Regions from separate parts of the Homo sapiens genome. Here all the other regions are linked to region 3. Evidence: read pairs that join two places in POLR2A ChIA-PET (ENCODE). Cell type or tissue: MCF 10A. All regions are shown on one strand. Each heading gives the region's core, and the rest is flanking DNA. Links, peaks and the distances in the headings are about the cores only.

The links. ChIA-PET counts read pairs that join two places held together with the same protein. Peaks named below come from ENCODE experiments on the same cell type or tissue, not always from the same donor. Only the 100,000 strongest peaks of a DNase experiment are listed, where the experiment ranks them.
Region 1: POLR2A ChIA-PET joins it to region 3 with 5 read pairs; 2 of 35 experiments call an interaction of 5 or more read pairs at or near these places.
Region 2: POLR2A ChIA-PET joins it to region 3 with 5 read pairs; 3 of 35 experiments call an interaction of 5 or more read pairs at or near these places.

What each region holds. Positions count from the first base shown.
Region 1 is chr2:11,964,758-11,971,037 of GRCh38, reverse strand. No RefSeq gene overlaps it. Among named protein-coding and RNA genes, the nearest start is that of MIR3681HG, 39 kb to the left of the region's middle. In MCF 10A, for the core only: no CTCF peak of the experiment used is centred there; a DNase peak (open chromatin) is centred at 2,767.
Region 2 is chr2:11,983,530-11,989,809 of GRCh38, reverse strand. No RefSeq gene overlaps it. Among named protein-coding and RNA genes, the nearest start is that of MIR3681HG, 20 kb to the left of the region's middle. In MCF 10A, for the core only: no CTCF peak of the experiment used is centred there; no DNase peak of the experiment used is centred there.
Region 3 is chr2:11,912,004-11,918,283 of GRCh38, reverse strand. No RefSeq gene overlaps it. Among named protein-coding and RNA genes, the nearest start is that of MIR4262, 78 kb to the right of the region's middle. In MCF 10A, for the core only: no CTCF peak of the experiment used is centred there; a DNase peak (open chromatin) is centred at 3,683.

The DNA of each region.
Region 1 (6,280 bases), core at 819-5,818, 53 kb before region 3:
GCATGGTATTGGTATAAAAAGGGGAGCATAGACAAGTGGAATACAATAGAGCACACAGAAATAAATCCACATATTTACAGCCATAGAGTTTTTACAAAGGCTCTATGAGCCCCAAACATCTGAGACAGGTCCCAGTCAGTTTAGAAAGTTATTTTGCCAAGGTAAGGTTAAGGATGCATGCCTGTGACCCAGCCTCAGGAGGTCCTGATGATATGTGCCCAAGGTGGCTGGGGGACAACTCAGTTTTACACATTTTAGGGAAATAAGAGACATCAATCAATATATGTAAGATGACCACTGGTTCAGTCAGAAAAGGCAGGACAACTCTAAGCAAAGGCAGGACAACTCAAACTGGGGAGGGGGCTTCCAGGTCATAGGTAGATAAGAGACAAATGGTTGCCTCCTTTCTAAAGGAGGCAATTGGATATGCATTCATCTCAGTAAGAAGAGGGATGACTTTGAATAGAAGGAAAGGCAGGTTTGCCCTAAGCAGTTCCCAGCTTGCCTTTTCTCTTTAGCTTAGTGATTTTGGGGTCCCAAGACTTGTTTTCCTTTCATGGTGCCAAGAATATACACTGGGAAAGGACATCCTCTTCTATAAATGGTGCTGGGAAAATTAGAGCTCCATGAAGCTCTAATGCAGAAGCATGAACCTGGACCCCTAGGTTCACTGTAGATCTCATACCATATATTAATACAAAAACCAGCTCAAGATGGATCAAAGACTTAAACATAAGACCTGAAAATATAAAACTACTACATCAGGGAAACACTTCAGAACATTTGTCTAGGCAGAGATGTTGAGGATAAGACCTCAACAGCACAAAAATAGACAAAAGAGACTTAACCTAAAAAGCTTTTGCATAGCAAAGAAAACAACCAACAGAATGAAGAGATAACCTGATGAATGGAAGAAAATACTTGCAAACTATTAATCTCACAAGGGGCTAATATCTAGAAAATACTCAAGGAACTCAAATAACTCAGTGCAATAATAATAATAATCCCGTTGAAATGTGGGCAAAGGACATGAATAGACATGTCTCAAAAGATGACATACAAATGGCCAACAGGTATATGAAAAAATGCTAACCATCATTAATAGTCAGGGAAATGCAAATCAGAACCACAATGAGATATTATCTCACCCCAGCTAAAGTGGCTATTATGGAAGAGATTAAAAAAAACAACAAAACAAAACAAAAAAACAGATGTTGGCAAGGATGTGGGAGGAAAATGACTCTCATACACTGTTTATGGGGATGTAAATTAGTACAGCCACAATGGAAAACAGTGTGGAGATTTCTCAAAAAGCTAAAAAAACAAAAAACAAACAAACAAAAAACTATACAATCCAACCATCCCATTACTGGGTATTTATCCAAAGGAAAAGAAATCAGTATATCAAAAGGATACCTGCACGCCCATGTTTATCACAGCGCTGTTCACAGTAGCTAATATATGTGGGGTGTGGTGATGAAGAGAGGTTGATGAACGGACACAAACATACAGTTCAATAAAAGGAATAAGTTCTAATGTTAGATAGCAGAGTAGGGTGACTATGGATAGCAACGATGTACTGTATATAGCTAGAAGAGAGAACTTCAAATCAAATGTTCCCAAAACATAAAAACCATAAATACTTGAGGTGTTGGGTGCCCTAAATACCCTGACATGATTATTACACATTCTGTGCATGTCACAAAATATCACATGTACCCCATAAATATGCACAAATATTATATATCCATTTTAAACATCATAAAAGAAATGAGGGAGATGCCACCCCATATTCCTTGCTCAGAACAAACTTGACTTGTATGTTTCTAAGCAGCTGGTACTATGAGCATTTTGAGGGCAGATTCTGAACTTTATCTCCAGATCATCTGTGCTTAGCATTTGACACTAAAACTGAATATTGAATTCAATCTTACCTATCACAAGGTATACGTGTAGCTCTGGGAGCTTACGTATTTGGAGAGAAGTCAGTGACATGAATATTGATTACTGCTCCTACATGTCAGCCTGTATGCCAATCACTTTGCAGATGGTAGGGAACCTGGATTGTTTTGCCATTTAATCCTTATAATTCTATGAAACACAGGTTTATAGACCAGAAACTGAAAGTCAGAACGGTTAAGGTCATACATCCAGTTAGTTTAGCATCAAGATTGGGATCCCATCTGTATACTTCCAAACACTGGCTCCTTCTACTCACCATGGTTTCTCATTAATCCTCACCACCTTCTCTGCCCATTCATTAATTCAGTTACTTATTCATTTATTCATTAAATCCGGCAACAAATAAATATTCATGGAGAACCTTCCACGTGCCAGACTCTCTTCTAGGCAACTGCAGTGGAGCAACAAAAGACAAGCAAGGACCGTACCCAAATGAAGCTTATATCCCAGCTAGGAAGGGATTTGACCATCTAAATAGCATTCAGATGGCTGATCTATAAAATATATAAATAGGGAAACGTCATTCAGGGATGGTCACCTGTCAAGTAAAGCTTTCTTGAAGAGGTAACATTTGAGCTGAGACCCAAACAATGTCCCTTGAAGTGGTTCCAGCTGACATATCCTCCTGCCCGTCAACATACTCTTTCATTTATTCCTGAAATTGACCCACAGAATATTCTAAGCCACCCCCAGGCCTCCTGGGGATCCGTTTTGAAAGCTGGATTTACAGATTAGTAAGAACAGATCCCAGCCTGCCTCCTTGCCAAAGTCCTGTCGGCACTTGCAGATGGTTTTTACAGATTGCTGCTTCTTATCTGTCTGGGCTGGCCCTCTCACTCGAAGGGAGAAACAGCTCATGGGAGATGGATGATTTCCAAGCAGCTTTTAGGCAGCAAGTCGTCCCTGTGGTTTTCACCCCCAGAGAACCCTTGGCTTATGTCCTTTATCTCCCTACACCACTGTCCCCGTAAAGAAAAGAACTAGGAGTGACTGAGTGTCTACTATGCTCCAAACACTGCACTTTGCACACTCATCTGAAAATGCCTTTCATTCTCATGCCCTGGGCATTACCTTCTTATACCTGGTGACACAGTCTTGCTCGTGGTCACAAATATGGCAATTGCTCTTTCCTCTACAGAAGTATTTATTTGTAAGGAAATACATCTGGAGGCAGCACACTAACTACTGAATATTTAATGTAAGTAATATAAGGCTATAGTAAGAGAAATACTGGGCCCGAACAGGAAAGAAATTAAATTAACAGAGAAACTGCATGAGGTGTGAATTCAGGCAGACTTGGATTCTAAATCTTCTTCACTATAGCACAGTGATTTTTAAGGAATCATTTAACTTCCCTAAGCATTTTTTCTCCATCTGAAAAGTGATGTTAATGCTACCTAGAGAAGTTTAATAGAGTAAGGAAAAAGGTTGGTCCCAGACAAAGCTGAGCAGTATATGATTGTGTCCAAGGGTGAGAAGAGTAAACATAGAGTAATATTCACTTCAAAAATGTACTATAATCTGGCTAGTTGCGGTGGCTCATGCCTGTAATTCCAGCACTTTGGGAGGTCAAGGTGGGTGGACCACCTGAGATCAGGAGTTTGAGACCAGCCTGGCCAACATGGTGAAACCCTATCTCTACCAAAAATATAAAAATTAGCCAGGCGTGGTGGTGGGCGCCTGTGATCTCAGCTACTCAGGAAGCTGAGGCAGGAAAATTGCTTGAACCCGGGAGGTGGAGGTTGCAGTGAGCCGAGATCACACCACTGCACTCCAGCCTGGGCGACAGAGCGAGACATCGTCTCAAAAAAAAAAAATAGTATAATCTAAGGCTTAGGTATGAGAGTTTTGTTGTTGTTGGTGGTGGTGGTGGTAGTGGTGGTTTTTTACAATAATGGCATTGTTTTTGGCCCACCAAACATCAGTTTCTTAGGGTGAAATCACATTCCCCAAGCTCACTAAACTGGGGAAAAGCCAGAATATAAACTTTTTAAATAAGGACTAGATTGTGATACAACCTCAAGGTCGACAGCATTTCCACTGTTCACTTGAAAGCACACGGGAAGCCAAATTATGATCCGAAGGTCTACTGGTGAACATGGAATCAGAACAAGAGAATTCAATGGAACACCTCTTTCAAAGCATCCAAGACAAGTTTGTCCTCCCACAGCACTGGTGAAGTTTGTCTCCACAGCTCATCTGCTTCTTTGGGTCCTTTCTATGGCCTCTTGCCTTCTCTTAGAAAGGCTAACACATGGCTTATACCTGTAATCCCAGCACTTTGGGAGGCCGAGGCAGGTGGTGCATGCCTGTAATCCCAGCTGCTCAGGAGGCTGAGGCAGGAGAATCACTTGAACCTGGGAGGCAGAGGTTGCAGTGAGCCCAGTTCGTGCCACAGAGCAAGACTCTGCCTCAAAAAAAAAAAAAAAAAGGGAAGGCTAACACGTTCAATTGAGTTACTTCAAGTCTTTTAGACCCAAGAAACATTTTTCTGTTAGAAGTGATTATGCATCACCCTCTTCTGATCTCCTTATGTTGGTTTTATAATTTAGCTTTCAGGAAGGTATCTTAGTTCTTTGTAAAAGAGTCTTAGGGGTAAGAGATCTGGGTAAGTGTAAGCGATGATTCTTTTCCTCTTACATTAATCAAATTCACAGTTTAAGACATTCCATAAAAGGAAAATCCTGCCCCAAAAGATGTCCCTTATAAATTTTAAAAAAACGTTTAGAGAAGAAACAACAGTTCTACACACTGTCTTCCAGAAAACAGAAGACAGAATGCCTCATACCTCGCTTTCTGAGGTCAGCGTTACCCTGATAGTCAAATCAGATGAAGGCAGGATTAGAAAAGAAAACTGCTGACCAATAATCCTCTTGAACATAGACACAGAAATCCTCATCAAAATATTAACAAATCGGCTGGGTGTGGTGGCTCATGCGGTAGTCCCAGCACTTTGGGAAGCCAAGGTGGGTGGATCACGTGAGGTCAGGAGTTTGAGACCAGCCTAGTCAACATCGTGAAACCCCAGCTCTACTAAAAATACAAAAATTAGCTGGGCATGGTGGTGCATGCTTGTAATCCCAGCTACTCGGGAGGCTGAGGCAGGAGAATCGCTTGAACCCAGGAGGCGGAGACTGTGGGTGGGCCGAGATTGCACCACGCCATTGCACTCCAGCCTAGGTGACAGAGCAAGACTCTGTCTTAAAAATAAATTAATTAATTAAATAAATCTACCACAAAAAAAACACCATGACCAAGTGGGGTTTATTTTATGAATGCAAAGCTTGTTCAATAAGTAATCATCTAACAGTCTAAAGAAGAAAAACCAAATGATTATATAGTTGGTGCAGAAAAGGCATATGACAAAACTTAGTATCTATTCATAATAGAAATTCTCAGCAACTAGAAATAAAAGGAAACTTTCTTAACCGGAGAAAGGATATCTACAAGAAACCTGCAGTTCACATCACAGTTAACAGTGAAAACTGAGTAATTTCTCCCAAAGATCAGGAACAAGGCAAAGGTGTCCATCCTCACTAGTGTTCAACATCACACTGTAAGTGCTTGCCAGTGAACTGAGGCAGGAAAAAGAAGCAAAAGGCCTACATATGGGAAAGAAAGAAATAAAACTGCACTTATTTTCATAAGAAATAATTTTCTACACTAAAAAACTTCTAGACCTAGTAAGTGCATTTAGCAAGGCCACAGGACACAAAGCCAACACACAAAAATCAATCAGATTCCTGTATACTACTCATCAACAATTGGAAACTAAAGTTTTTTTAAGTTTATAATAGCTGCCCCCCCAATTAAATACTTAGATATAAACCTAACAAGTTAAATACTTAGATATAAACCTAACAAGTCATCTGCAATAGGAGTCTGCAAACTTTCTGCAAGGAGCACATAGTAAACTTTTTAGACTTTGCAGGCTGCTATGATCTCTATTGAATGTTCTTTGTTTTTGTTCTGTTTTGTTTTATTTTGAGGATTTTTAGAAACTTCTTAACTCACTAGTCCCACAAAATAGGCCACAGACCAGATTTAACTGCTAGGTCATAATTTGCAAACTCCTGACCTATAGGATCTGTATGCTAAAAACTACAAAATTCTAATGAAAAAAATCAAAAAAGACACAAATAAATGGGGAGACATCCTGTGTTCATGGTTTGGAAGACTCGGTGTAGTAAAGACAACAGTTGTCTCAGAATTGATCTACAGATTTAACAAAGTATCAATCAAAATCCCAGAACTTGTTTGTAGATACAGACAAGTTGATTCTAAAATTTATATGAAAAGGCGAAGGAACGAGCAAAGC
Region 2 (6,280 bases), core at 755-5,754, 71 kb before region 3:
TATGAGCTTGCTGGGTTGAGTGGAAGTGCACTGGCTCCAGGAAGAGGACATTACAGGGCAGCCAGGCTGAGGCACATGGTGTGGGGACCATGGTCACTGGGATCACCACGAGGTCAAGGGATCCCTCAACTCTGGGGCCACAAAAGGCATCCCTGTCCTCTTGGTCATAGACACAATAATAAAATGGGTTTTGCTGTTTTAGACAAATCTGGATATAGGGAGGGGGACATAGTGAAAAGCAAGGAAAAATTCCAAGGCCGTTTCCTCCCAGAGGATGTCCACTTTGACATCCAAGTTGGCCAGGTTGAAGAAATAGCAATCCTTGAAGCATGCTGTCTGTGACAGGGAGGAACTCCTCCTTCACTTCTTGAGTGTTTCAAGATGTATCTTTATAAGTAACAAACTAAAATGAAGATTAATGGGTGGAGGGAGACATGGAGCCAAATCTTACCCCAACAGGAACCACACGGCGGGGCACGCCACAGCCTGGGGAGTTTGGTCGGGAGAGTTGCCGAGATGGCTGTCAGAGCAGCAGAGGAAAGAATCCATCTCCCTGGGCTGGGACCGATTCCTTCTCATCTCCTGGAGGAAGACAAGGATTTCCTCAAATAAAGTGAAAGTCTCCTTTGGTCCAAGGTCACGGACATCCTTGTCCAACTTTGCTTCCGTTTACACACAAGGAAATGAGAACACTGAAGCCGATTAACTAAAGATGAAGTAGATGTGGTCCAAGTGTAAGTTTGAGCCAAAAATGTTCCTTCAAAGTCCAGTCCAAGAAAGCTCTTTCTAGATTTGGTGTCAGCATTTGGATTTTCCCCCAAAGATTTAGTCCATATTCTCAATAAGGAGAGGCTTGGGATTGGGAGGGGTGGAGAATTAGAGATGTAGTGTTGAGAGCACACACAACAGAGCAAGCTCTGGAGTCAGACAACGTTGGCTTCCGATCCTGGCTGTACCGCTAATGACTGTGTGATCTTAGGCAAGTATTTTAGCCTCTCTGAGCCTCAGTCTCCTGTCCTGCAAAAGTAAGCTTGACATCGTCGTTCTCACATTGTTGTGCAGATTAAATGAAATGACATATGCAAAGGTGCATAACACACAGCCCTGGAATGTCATAGAAAACACTCGCCAAATGTTAGTTTCCTTCCTTTTCAAATTACCTATTTAGAATTTCTGAATGTATTCGTACTGAGAAGTACTGTTGAGAAGGGTGTCTTCAATTATACTTTATAGAGAATATGAAACATATGGGAGGAAGATATTGATCCCAAGCTGCCAAAATTATTTTTGTGGAAAGAAAATTCAGAATCACTCCAGATCCATACTGCACTCTTAGCTGCAGGTGCGCCTATGAAGTCTTTGACAAAATTAAGTTGAATATATTCATTATGACATAAATAGAATTCGGGGAGCTACTTCATTCAGGTTGGAGCTATGAGTGGCACCATCTTCTGCAGAATCACTCCATCGGGTATGTATCAACACATTTGAAAATGTCAGACTGAAAAGAGGAAGTTTTCTCTCTGGGATTTGAACACCTGGTGTGAGAAATCTAAGAGAAAGGTAATGGCAGAGAAAGAAGAGATTAATTTTTATTCTTTATGTATAATAAATTCAGTCACCACCAAACAAAGCAATAGGTCTTCCTTTCAATGTTGTCACTTGAAAGATATTATTAAATGGCCTTTTCAAAATAATCCATGTAGCATATTTGCACTGAAATAGTGAGTTTCTGAGACACGCACAGGTAAGAGGGTTAGGTGCTTCACAATGTCATGCAACTCCATCTGCTTAGAAGTGGCTGCTGCTGGGAACTGTGAAATCATGACGTTAGTGTACTGCAGGGGCCAGGGGGCCAGAGGGAGAAAATGAGCATTTATTGATTGTTCTGCTATGTGCCTGGCACAGGGTTTGGCACTCAGAGATGTTATATTGCTTGAAATGCACCGCATTTTTGTGAGGTCGAATTACCACCTCATTCTAGAGAGGAGGAAATTGAGTCCAATGAAATTAACTAACGAGTTGATGGCAAGGGTTGGATTTCAGCACGAATTCGTCTCACTCCAAAGCCAAGCCTTTTCCATGGCCACATTGCCTGCCCAAGACCCCAAGTGGGCTCCATTCACCCCACTCTTGCTCTAAAGTTGAAGAATTTCCAGCCCAGAAAGCTGAAGTATATCACTTTAAGTCAAACTGAACTCATCCTCAAGGTTGAAGTAGAACGCAACGTCTGTAAATGCTGGCAGAGTTCATTTTCCTCCATGTCTCCCTCATGGAAAAGGCCACTGGACATGGACATCATGAATCTGGTTCTCCCCTCCCCAGTCACCTCCAGCTCAGTCAATAGAACCACCACGTGGAACCACCACAGGCTCCAGGCAACCTTGGCATCCTCCTACAGCTCACACATCAGCACATCTTAGTATCTTTACCTTCAAAAGATCCCTCAAGTCCACCCACATCCCACCCCCTCCGCCATCAGCCCCACTCCATGCCCCCACCATCAGCTTTTGCCTGATGGTTGCAGTCTCCTAACTGGTAGCTCAACTCCTCCTTGTAAACCCTACAAGAGCCAATCCCTCCAGATGGATCCTGAGTAGCTAACCAGGCCTAAATTCAAATTACAGACGAGCAGCCATTTGTTGACAGGAGGTCAGGCATGTACTCTGCATGCCCAGAAAACTCACATCATCAAGTAACTTTGGGAGTTTCATAGCTGTCTGTTCCTGCTCATGCCGCCTGCATCAAAGGTGCTGGAAAATCCCATTTTGCCTCCTATACCTAATCAACGGACTGTGACCTGTGTCAGCCAATCAGAACCAAACAAGTTTGCATCCTTCTTTTGCATAGTGAACCAGAGTGGGAACCTGGGCAGGAACGTTTTCTATAAGAGACAGCCCCTCTCTTTGTTCTCCCAAAACGCCCCTCTGTTGTGTTCCAAAAGCTGCCACTCCCAGTTTGCAAACTACACTGGAATTAAGTCTCATTCCTTTAAAAAACAAAATCATTTCAAGGGATTTGTTGACGTACTCTTCACTCTTTCCTGTCTGGTTTTAGAGCAGCTTGAAGACATTTTCCTTCACTCTCTCACTCATTCACTCATTCAACAAATATTTTTGAGTACCTATTGTGGGCCAGGCACTGTTATAAGTGGGAATTCAGCAGTGATAAAAATAAGCTAGAATCCCTGACCTCACGAAGCTTACAGTTTAAAAAGGGGAACAGGCAATTTACAAAGTATGTAAAACATAGAGTAAATTATATAGTGATACCTTCCAGGAAGAAAAACAAAGCAGGAAAGGGTGCCAAAAAAGTCTCTCTAAGAAGGTAACTTGGCTGTGAATGCCCAAGGGAAGGGAGGAGTGAGCCTGAGCTTTGTGTCTATTTGGGAGAAGGACGTTCTGTGCAGAGGGGACCCAGCGCCAGGGCCTGGGACAAAAGCAGGATGGGCACATTCCAGGAATAGCAGGGAGGTGGGGCCAGGGCTAGAACAGAGAGAATGAGGGGAGAGAAATAGGAGACACCTTAGAGGAAGCCCTCCAATGGTAAAGAGTTACCCTTGGCTGAGCCCCACACACATACCAAAAATCCTATGGAGCATTTTGCATTTATTTATTTATTTCTAATTCTCATAAATCAATAGCCTTCAAAATATCCTTACTTTTCAAATGAGAACATTGAGATTGGGAAATGTTCAGTGACTCGCCCAGGGTCACACAGAGCCCAATCTGTCTAATTTCATTGCACTATAGCTGCTTCTCTATTGATCTGGGTTTGTGCCATGATACTAAGTCAGGGCATGGCTTAAGCAAAATCCGCTTGGCTCTGAGGTCAATCACAGATTGAATTATGACCTCAGTTCTGAATTAGAAAGAGCTGCTAAGAGCAGACTGTGAGCTGAAACCAAAACTCACTGTGAACAACAGCCTTAATTGGGCTCTATGTTCTTAGAGACTTGAGGTTCAATTTCCATGGACTTCAGTTTCTCCAGTGTAAAATGAGATTGGAGTTCATCAACTGGTCTCTAGGCTAGAAAGGCCCTTAGAGATCATGCAATTCAACATCCTCATTTGCAGAAGGTGAGACAGTCTCAAAGAGGAGGCATGACCAGCACAAGGTCACAAGGTGGGTCAAAGGCAGAGCTGGGACTCCCACCCAACTCAGTGCTCCCCCCACCTCAGGGCACACACCTGCCCCCGTGGAGACATGTGAATGACCCTGCCTTTGATTCAAGGTACTAGAGTAAGGGGAAGGGAATGAAAACTGGGGCAAGTGTTTCAAGTGAGTCCTTGAAGGAAGCTTCCCTACCCTGGCACAATGCTCAGTCCTTCCTCACACCTGGTAGCAGCCCCCAAAATGATATGTCCGCATTCTAATAGCTGGACCAGGGGATAATACTTAATATAGCAAAAGATGGGATTAAGTTTATGGTCTTGAGAGGAGGAGGAGGAGCTCATTCTGGATTATCATGGGGGGTCCTAAATGCACTCACAGGTGTCCTTCCTGAACAGCAGTAAGAGTCTTGGGACAAGGGAGGCAGAGAATGAAGTGGTGGAGCCATCAGCCAAGGAATGCCTGGAGCCACCAGCAGCTGGGAGACACAGGGAACGGATACTCCCCTAGAACCTCTGGAGGGAGCACAGCCCTATTCATACCTTAATTTCATTTTCTGCTCAGTGAAACCGATTTCAGACTGCTAGCCGCCAGAGCTGTGAGAGTAGACATTTCTGTTGTTTGAAGCCCCAAGTTTGTGGTAATTTGTTCCAACAGCCCCAGGAAACGAGTTACCCCCATCTGCTAACTTCTTGCTGTTTTCCCGACCTCTTGCCACTCTGTCTACTCCCTTGTCTGAATGGCCCCAGACTCCAGCTGCAGATACCTTATCCCCCTCCACTGCCGCTCTCCCCTCAGCCTCAGCCCTTACCTCTCCAGCTTACTCTCTCTTCTCTGCCCCTTGCCACTCATCCTTCCCAGCTCTTCCAGTCCCCAGAACCTCCCTTCCCAACAGCAGCTCCCCAAGGCACCCCCTCCCCTTCTGCCTGAGACAACAGTGGGCTGGAAGCCTCTTCCAGCAGCGTCACAAATCTTCATTAGGGCCATAACGATCACTAATGTGCTGGAACCGCAATGGTCTGTTAGCAAGCTTTGTCAGCGGCAGCATGAGGGATGAGGGCCCGGCTGCCAACCAGCCCCCGCCCCCCACCCCTGCCCCCCAGTTGTCATTGCCTCGCTGGTGAGTTTTATGAATGAAAGAAAGTACGATGGAATTGCTATTAGGATGAACTCAGCGCTGGGCCAGCATGGGGGCTGCAGCTCCCTCTCTTAGAGTGGGCAGAGCTGCTCCTCAGTACCGTAAGAGGCACCACCGTTAGTAAAGCTCCCTCTAACCATCCAAACCAGACCACGAGCAATCCAGGAGGCTTCCCACATAAAACAGGAGACGCTCAATTAAATTTGAATTTCAGATGAGCAACAAATAAGTATGAACCATGCAATATCCAACACATATCTATGCTACAAATGTATTTATTTTTTATCCGGAAGTCAAAGTTCAGATACAATTGGGGCATCCCCTATTTTTATTTGCTAAATTCTGGTGACCCTAGACCTGGCCGGGGTCTCCGCCTGGCAGCTCTGGTCAGTGTCCCTTATTCACCACATCACAGCCTACCTTTAACAGCAGCATCCGCCCAGACCACCAGGAGCAGCACTTGGACAGAAGCCAAGGAAGCTGTGGCATTTTGAGGATTTGCTAGAATTCTGAGAGGCCCAGACAGGTAGGCTCACGAACTGAAACTTCGGCAGAGACAAAGAACTGATGTGCTGATGTGGTGGCCATGGAAAGCGGGAGACAGTAGGAGATGGCTAGGAAAGGCTGTGCCACAGTCGTGCGATTCATCCAATCCAGCCACCACGTGCTCCACACAGCACTGCCAGCACAGAATGGAGAAAAGCACAGTCTCTGTCCTGAGGGAGGCAAGGAGGATGCTGTGCAATTTCCCTCCCTAATAACCCTGAGGTGAGTGAGGGTGGACTCACCCTCACTCACTCTCTACACCTCCTCCCAGCTCCTGAAATCAGCGGCTGTTCCCACCGTCCCTCACCTGCAATCTCTCACACCAATCGGCATTTCTGTAACTGTGGTGCTCTGCTGTAAGCCCTTGTCCTGTCCCTCCACTTTGGATCATTGCCCTCCATAAACTTATTCTGTTTCAGGTCACCTGCCACCCAGCTGCCACGTTTCTGGCTCTAAGAAACCACAAACTAGATGGAGCAGCTC
Region 3 (6,280 bases), core at 664-5,663:
GTACATTCCAAAGGAAAGTTTGCCTTCAGAACTGGCCTTTGGCCACCTTTGGGGAGATGTGCTCTAAACTCCAGAAATATTCTGCCCAATAAGAGTGTTTCATATGCCTGAGACTTTGTGTCATGCTGTATTAGTTTGACTAGATAAGTTTATCCAGACACTGATTTATGGTAAATGCCCTGAATGCCTGCTTTTCCTTGGGGACAGGCAGGTGGTGGGGAGGGGTGGTGTCTAGAATCTGAGAAGCTGAGGTCAGTCGCATTAGGTGCTGCATGACTATGAAACTGACCCACAAGAAAAGCCTTGGACACCAAGACTCAGCAGAGCCTCCCTGGTTGGGCACACTCCATGCGTGTCGTCACATGTTGATACTCAGAAATTAGATGTCCCAGCCGGGCGCAGTGGCTCACGCCTGTAATCCCAGCACTTTGGGAGGCTGAGGAGGGTGGATCACTTGAGGTCAGGAGTTCAAGGCCAGCCTGGCCAACATGGTAAACCCTGTTTCTACTAAAAATAGAAAAAAATTAGCCAGGCATGGTGGCATGTGCCTGTAATCCCAGCTACTCAGGAAGCTGAGGCAGGAGAATCGCTTGAACCCGGGAGGTGGAGGTTGCAGTGAGCTGAGACCGTGCCACTGCATTTCAGCCTGGGCAAAAAAAAGCATGACTCCATCTCAAAAAAAAAAGAAAAAAGAAAGAAAAGAAAAGGAGAAGAGAAAGAAAAAAAAGAAAAAGAGAAAAGAAAGAAATTAGACATCCCTATAAAACTCCCCTGGGAGGATTTCCCTGAGTGCTTCTGCCTTATTTTTCCTAGACTTTACTCCACACCCCTTTCCCTTTGCTGACTTTCATCTTTGATCTGCAGCCTTTCCCTGCAATAAAGTATAACTGAATATAACAGCCTCTGAGTCCTGTCCATTCTTCTAGCACATCACCAAGTTCATTTTGAAGAAAATCAACAAGATGGGACGAAAATGCATCACATAACTATAATAAGAAACTTAGATGGCATTGGAACAGAAGGATGAATGGAATGGACCAGGGACCCTGACGATCTCTCTTCTCCCACACATTGCACATTTTTCAAGCCTCCACATTTCCTTCAGTTGAACCTTCATTTTGCAATGTACTACTTCTACTATTGAGCTTCTGCTAATTCTTACGTTCTATTCAAGTGGCACTTGTTTTATGAAACTTTCCCCAGCTTCAAGGAAAAGGAATTGCTCCCTACTCAAAGCTCCCATAGAAATTTGTTCTGGCCTCAGCACTAATCACATTGAAGCAATGTTGTACAGCCTGTATTTATCTGTCTTCTCTCCCGCTAAACTGTGGGTCCCAGAGGGCTCAGTCAGTACCTGATTCATCCCTGTCTCCCTGGCACACACCACAACATAGAGGACCCAGTAGATGTTAAATAAATGTATGGTGAATGAGTAAAATATGAATAATGATGAAAACTCAAGTGTTGGGAGGTAAGTAAATTGTAGTGTTCAATAGGAACTATGGAAAAGGATAACAAAACCTGAGATTTACATTTGGGATAAATAATGTGTCATCCAATGAAAAATTTCAGGATTTATTCGATTTCACTTACACACACCCACAAAATGAAGGCATCATAAAGACCAGACTAATAATTACAGAAGATATGTGTAGAGTTTGCCAATTTGTTATAGTGATTGAAGAGTGTCTCCAAATAAATATGTTTTTTCAGGAAGATCCTTCATGGTGAACTGCAAACAAGCCTTGAAAGTTAAACTATGAAAACTGGGTAGTTTTATTGAGTCACAGTCTGATATGAAACTTCCATTCATGATGGAATCCATTCATCTGCCTCTAGATATAGTTTTTTACTTAATTTTAAAGACTCTTGCTTCAAATCTAGGCACTGTAAAACCACATTACTTCATGCACATTAATTAGAAGAACTTTCTTTTAAAAGATAGAGATTAAAGGAGAATCTCTCCTTTGCATTATTTATAGATAAAATATTTGCTAATCAAATGAATACTAGTAATGCTATTACAGGAAGAACTCAAAACCCTAAGTAATCTCCCATTTTCTTTCTCACTCTGAGTGTACTCTACCTGCGTTACGGAATATGGTAGCTACTAGTAATATACGGCTAAGAATCACTTGAAATGGGGCTAGTACTATAAAGGAATTAAATTTTCCATTTTATTTCATTTCAATAGCCACATTGAAAAGTAGCTAGTGGCTACCATCTTAGATAATGATATAGAAAATTTCCATCATCTAATGAAAGATATACTAGATCGTGTTGGCTTATACTCTAGATGTCCAAAATTCAGTAAGTATCAATGAAATTAACAAACAATGACAAGTGTGTGGTTTATCAAAATATAAACTCTGACACTGAGCTATAAAAGATGAAGGGTGGTCCTTATCTTCAAGGAGGCAGATGTGTAAATAGCGAAAATAGTGAATCATCCCTAATGCAGGAAGGCAGAAAAATTACATGAGGGAGCTAGTAGATCAAAGAAAGCTCTAGCAGAGACGTGATATTTGAACCAATTCATAGAGTAAAGAAAAATTTAGACAACAAATGGGGCGGGGTTAGGGAGCCCTTAAGCCAAGGGAACCCCTGTGTATAAAGGACAGAAAGGCACTGTGAAGGGCCATGGCATCTGGTTGGCAGCACATGGATTAGAGAGGCCAGAAGGGAAAGATGATAGTGTAGCAAGGAGGCATGAAGACCTCGTAGATCAGGGAGCTTACAACAGTCCCTTGGGAAGATAGGGAATTGTATTGGGTTTTAATTGAGCAACGATATGGAACATAGGATCTGTGTTATATAAATGTCATAATGGCTAGGCACAGTGGTTCATGCCTGTAATCCCAACACTTTCGGAGGTGAGTGGATTTCTTGAATCCAGGAGTTTGAGACCAGTCTGAGCAACATAGTGAGACCCCATCTCTACAAAAATAAATACAAAACTTAGCTGGGCATGGTGGCACACACTTGTACTCCCAGCTACGAGGGAGGCTGAGGTGGGAGGATAGATAGAGTCCAGGAGGTCCAGGCTGCAGTGAGCCATGATTATGCCACTGCACTCCAACCTGGGTGACAGGGCAAGACCCTGTCTCAAATAAATAGGTCATAATGGCTGCTGAGGGAGAAATGGAGAGAATGGAGATAGATCAGAGATGAGGAGGCCAAGGAGGACATTGAGGCCAACAAGCAGAAGAGAAGCGACCATGCTGAGCCAGGACAGAGGAGGTGAGGCTCGAGAGGAAGCAAGCAACGCAACAGCTGTTTATTCAAAATGGGTTAATATTTTTTAAAAAGACTATTTTATGAAAATTTAGCAAGTGTGAGACATGCAATCATTCTGGCATCCCAACAGCATATGCTGTGAGAGAAGGTGTTGCTGCAATTGTTAGGATGGGCTCTCCTTAAAGCTCACAAAACCACTCCAAAATGCTGAGCATGCAGCAACCCAAGAAAGCCCGTTGCCACCTGCTGCAATCACTCAGCCAGCACAGCAGTTGTGTGATGGATGCTCAGGGTCACAGTAGATACCGGCCATGGCAGGCGAGCCAAGCATGGCAAAGAACGAGCTGGGCACGAAGATGCCAGACCCGGCCCTCCCGAGGCCTTGCACAAAACCCTGGAAAGAGTCCAGGATGTGGGCTCACACAGCCCATGTTCTAGGGTCCAGCTCAGCAACTTACCAGAGCCAGGCCTTTGAGTGACTCACTAGACTCTAAGCTCCTAATTTCCTCACCTCTAGAATGAGGCAATGCTATTTATCTCATAAGGTTTATAGGAGCATGACTAGTACATACTGAGTGCCTTAAATGAGTTAGTTCCCTTTACCTTCCCCAAAGCAGGCTTTCTGAGTAGCCAATCCCAAAAGTCTAGTGGGAAGAGTTCATATTTAACATGGAGCCAAAGTCCTTTCCACTCTCATGTCACATTTTTCTTTGATGTCCCCAGTCCTTGGTAGAATCTAAATACTCTATAGGCTTGGGAAGAGCCCAGGGAGTGGGCCTCATTGAATAGCTTTGTGAGGATACTTTATTCAATAAAACTATCCCTAGAGTAACTGAGGGGAGTCTGTTCTTTGCTAGAAAGCTTTGAAGAGGGCAACTGAGCTAAAGAACATGTTGGAAACTTCTCACAATTAGAGTCTAAACAATCTAAACTGAACTTTTGCAAACCATTCATGCCTTACATAAACTTAATAAGGTCCTGAGGGATTTTTATTTAAAAGAATAAAAATGCCCATTGCTTCTTCTGGAGTGGTTTCTATGGGCTCCTTTTCACATGGTTACTCCTTGTAATGATCCTGTGTGGTAGATTGTTGTTACGAACTGAATCATGCCCACACTCCCCATGCCAAATTCATATGCTGAAACCCAAACCCCAAATACATCAGAATGAGATTGCATTTGGACACAGGCCCTTCAAAGAGGTAATTAAGTTAAGCAGACCTTAGAATAGGTCTTAATCCAGTCTGACTGGTGTCCCTGTGAGAAGAGAAGATTAGGACACACGGGGAGATGCCAAGGGAACCAGCCATGTGAAGAGACAGCAAGGGGGCATCATCTGAAACCAAGGAAAGGGCCTCAGAGGAAACCAATCCTTCTGGCATTTTGGTCTTAGACATTCGGCCTCCAGAACTGTGAGAGAACAAATTTCTATTGTTTCAACCACCCAGTCTACGGTATTCTGTTATGACAAGCCTAGCAAACTAATACATGGGTTCGATATTTTTAAACTCCCAATTTTTCAGATGAACAAATGGCTTGAGTTTGCACAGCTACACTTGAATTTGAACATGGACTTGCTTGAAAACTCATGCTTTTAACATTACCTTGTGCTATGATTCAAACATGTCATTCAAATTTTATGTGTTGGAAACTTGATCCTCAAATTCATGTGTTGATTGGAGGTGAGGCCTTTGGGAGGTGTTAGGATTAGATAAGATCATCAGGGTAGGGCCCTCATGATGGGACCAGTGGCTTTATAAGAGAAAGGGAGATCTAAACTGACACACATGCATACGCAAGCCCTTCCTCATATACTGCCCCCCACCAGGTTATGATGCAGCAAGAAGGCCCTCACCAGATGCCAGTGTCATGCTCTTGGACTTCCCAGCCTCCAGAACTATGAGTCAAATAAACTCCTTTCCTTTATAAATTTCCCAATCTCCAGTATTCAGTTATAGCAACAGGAAACAGATTAAGACACCCTGAATATTTGCAAAGCAAGTTAGGTTTTAGGCACATTTTATGAAGTTACTATTTTTAAGCAAGTTTGCATGAAGATGGTATCTCTACATTCAGTTCCAGTTTCATCTTCGATCTGGTTAATTCCCACTCTAGATCACTACTTGTTTCCAATCACAATAAACACTAGCCATGCCATGACTAAACTGTAGCCGTAAGTAGTAAGGCTATTAAATTCACTCTCCTATGACCAAGATAAAGAAGGATAAAATGGAAAAAAGAATTGAAACTCTTATTCCTACCATCCTCAATCTACTACCGTGATAATAATTATAACTTTTTCCCATTTATCCCGACAGATTATGCATGGGAATGGATACTAAGGGAGTGGGTTAACAATGGAAGAAACACAAAATTGGATCAGGATGTATTTACTGATATGGAACCACTAAGTAGAGATTCTGGATTTAATGCTGTACCTCAGGGGGTCAGAAAGGGCTCTATTTGGTTGGTTTGTTGGCTGAAACATGAACCAAATGTGGTCTATACTAAATGAAGCTGAAATGCCATAACTACTTTGGTATACTACAAAAGAAGATATCCAAAGACTTAGACTGGATGTTAGAACAGATTTACCTTGTAAGATCTGCTCATCCAACCTGGAAGGGTCAAAAGGACATACCTATGACTATGACTGTGAGAAGTAAACTTGTGTGGGGAGCCCCAGCATCCTTGGAGAGTTCTGGGGTTGCTCTTCCCTGTAAGCCAGAAATCACAGTAGGTACTGTGTCCACTGAACTGTGATCTTTAAAAGCAATGGGGAAAATTGGATGCAAGGATGGGCCAACGGGGCCAAGTAATGGCATTTAATCACCAAAGACAAGGTGGGTGTGGTTACTGTAATGGACAGCAGAGTCAAAGCAGCAGTCTGAAAAGTGTGACTCTCAGAGACCTATGGTGTTGGTTAATTGATCATTGTGTCCTTAGAAGAGAAATACGTGGATATTCCACTAAATTCTTACTTGATCTGTATAAGCAGAAGAGTCCTAGGTTGAATAAAGAGAAGTCCACCATGAATTACCAAA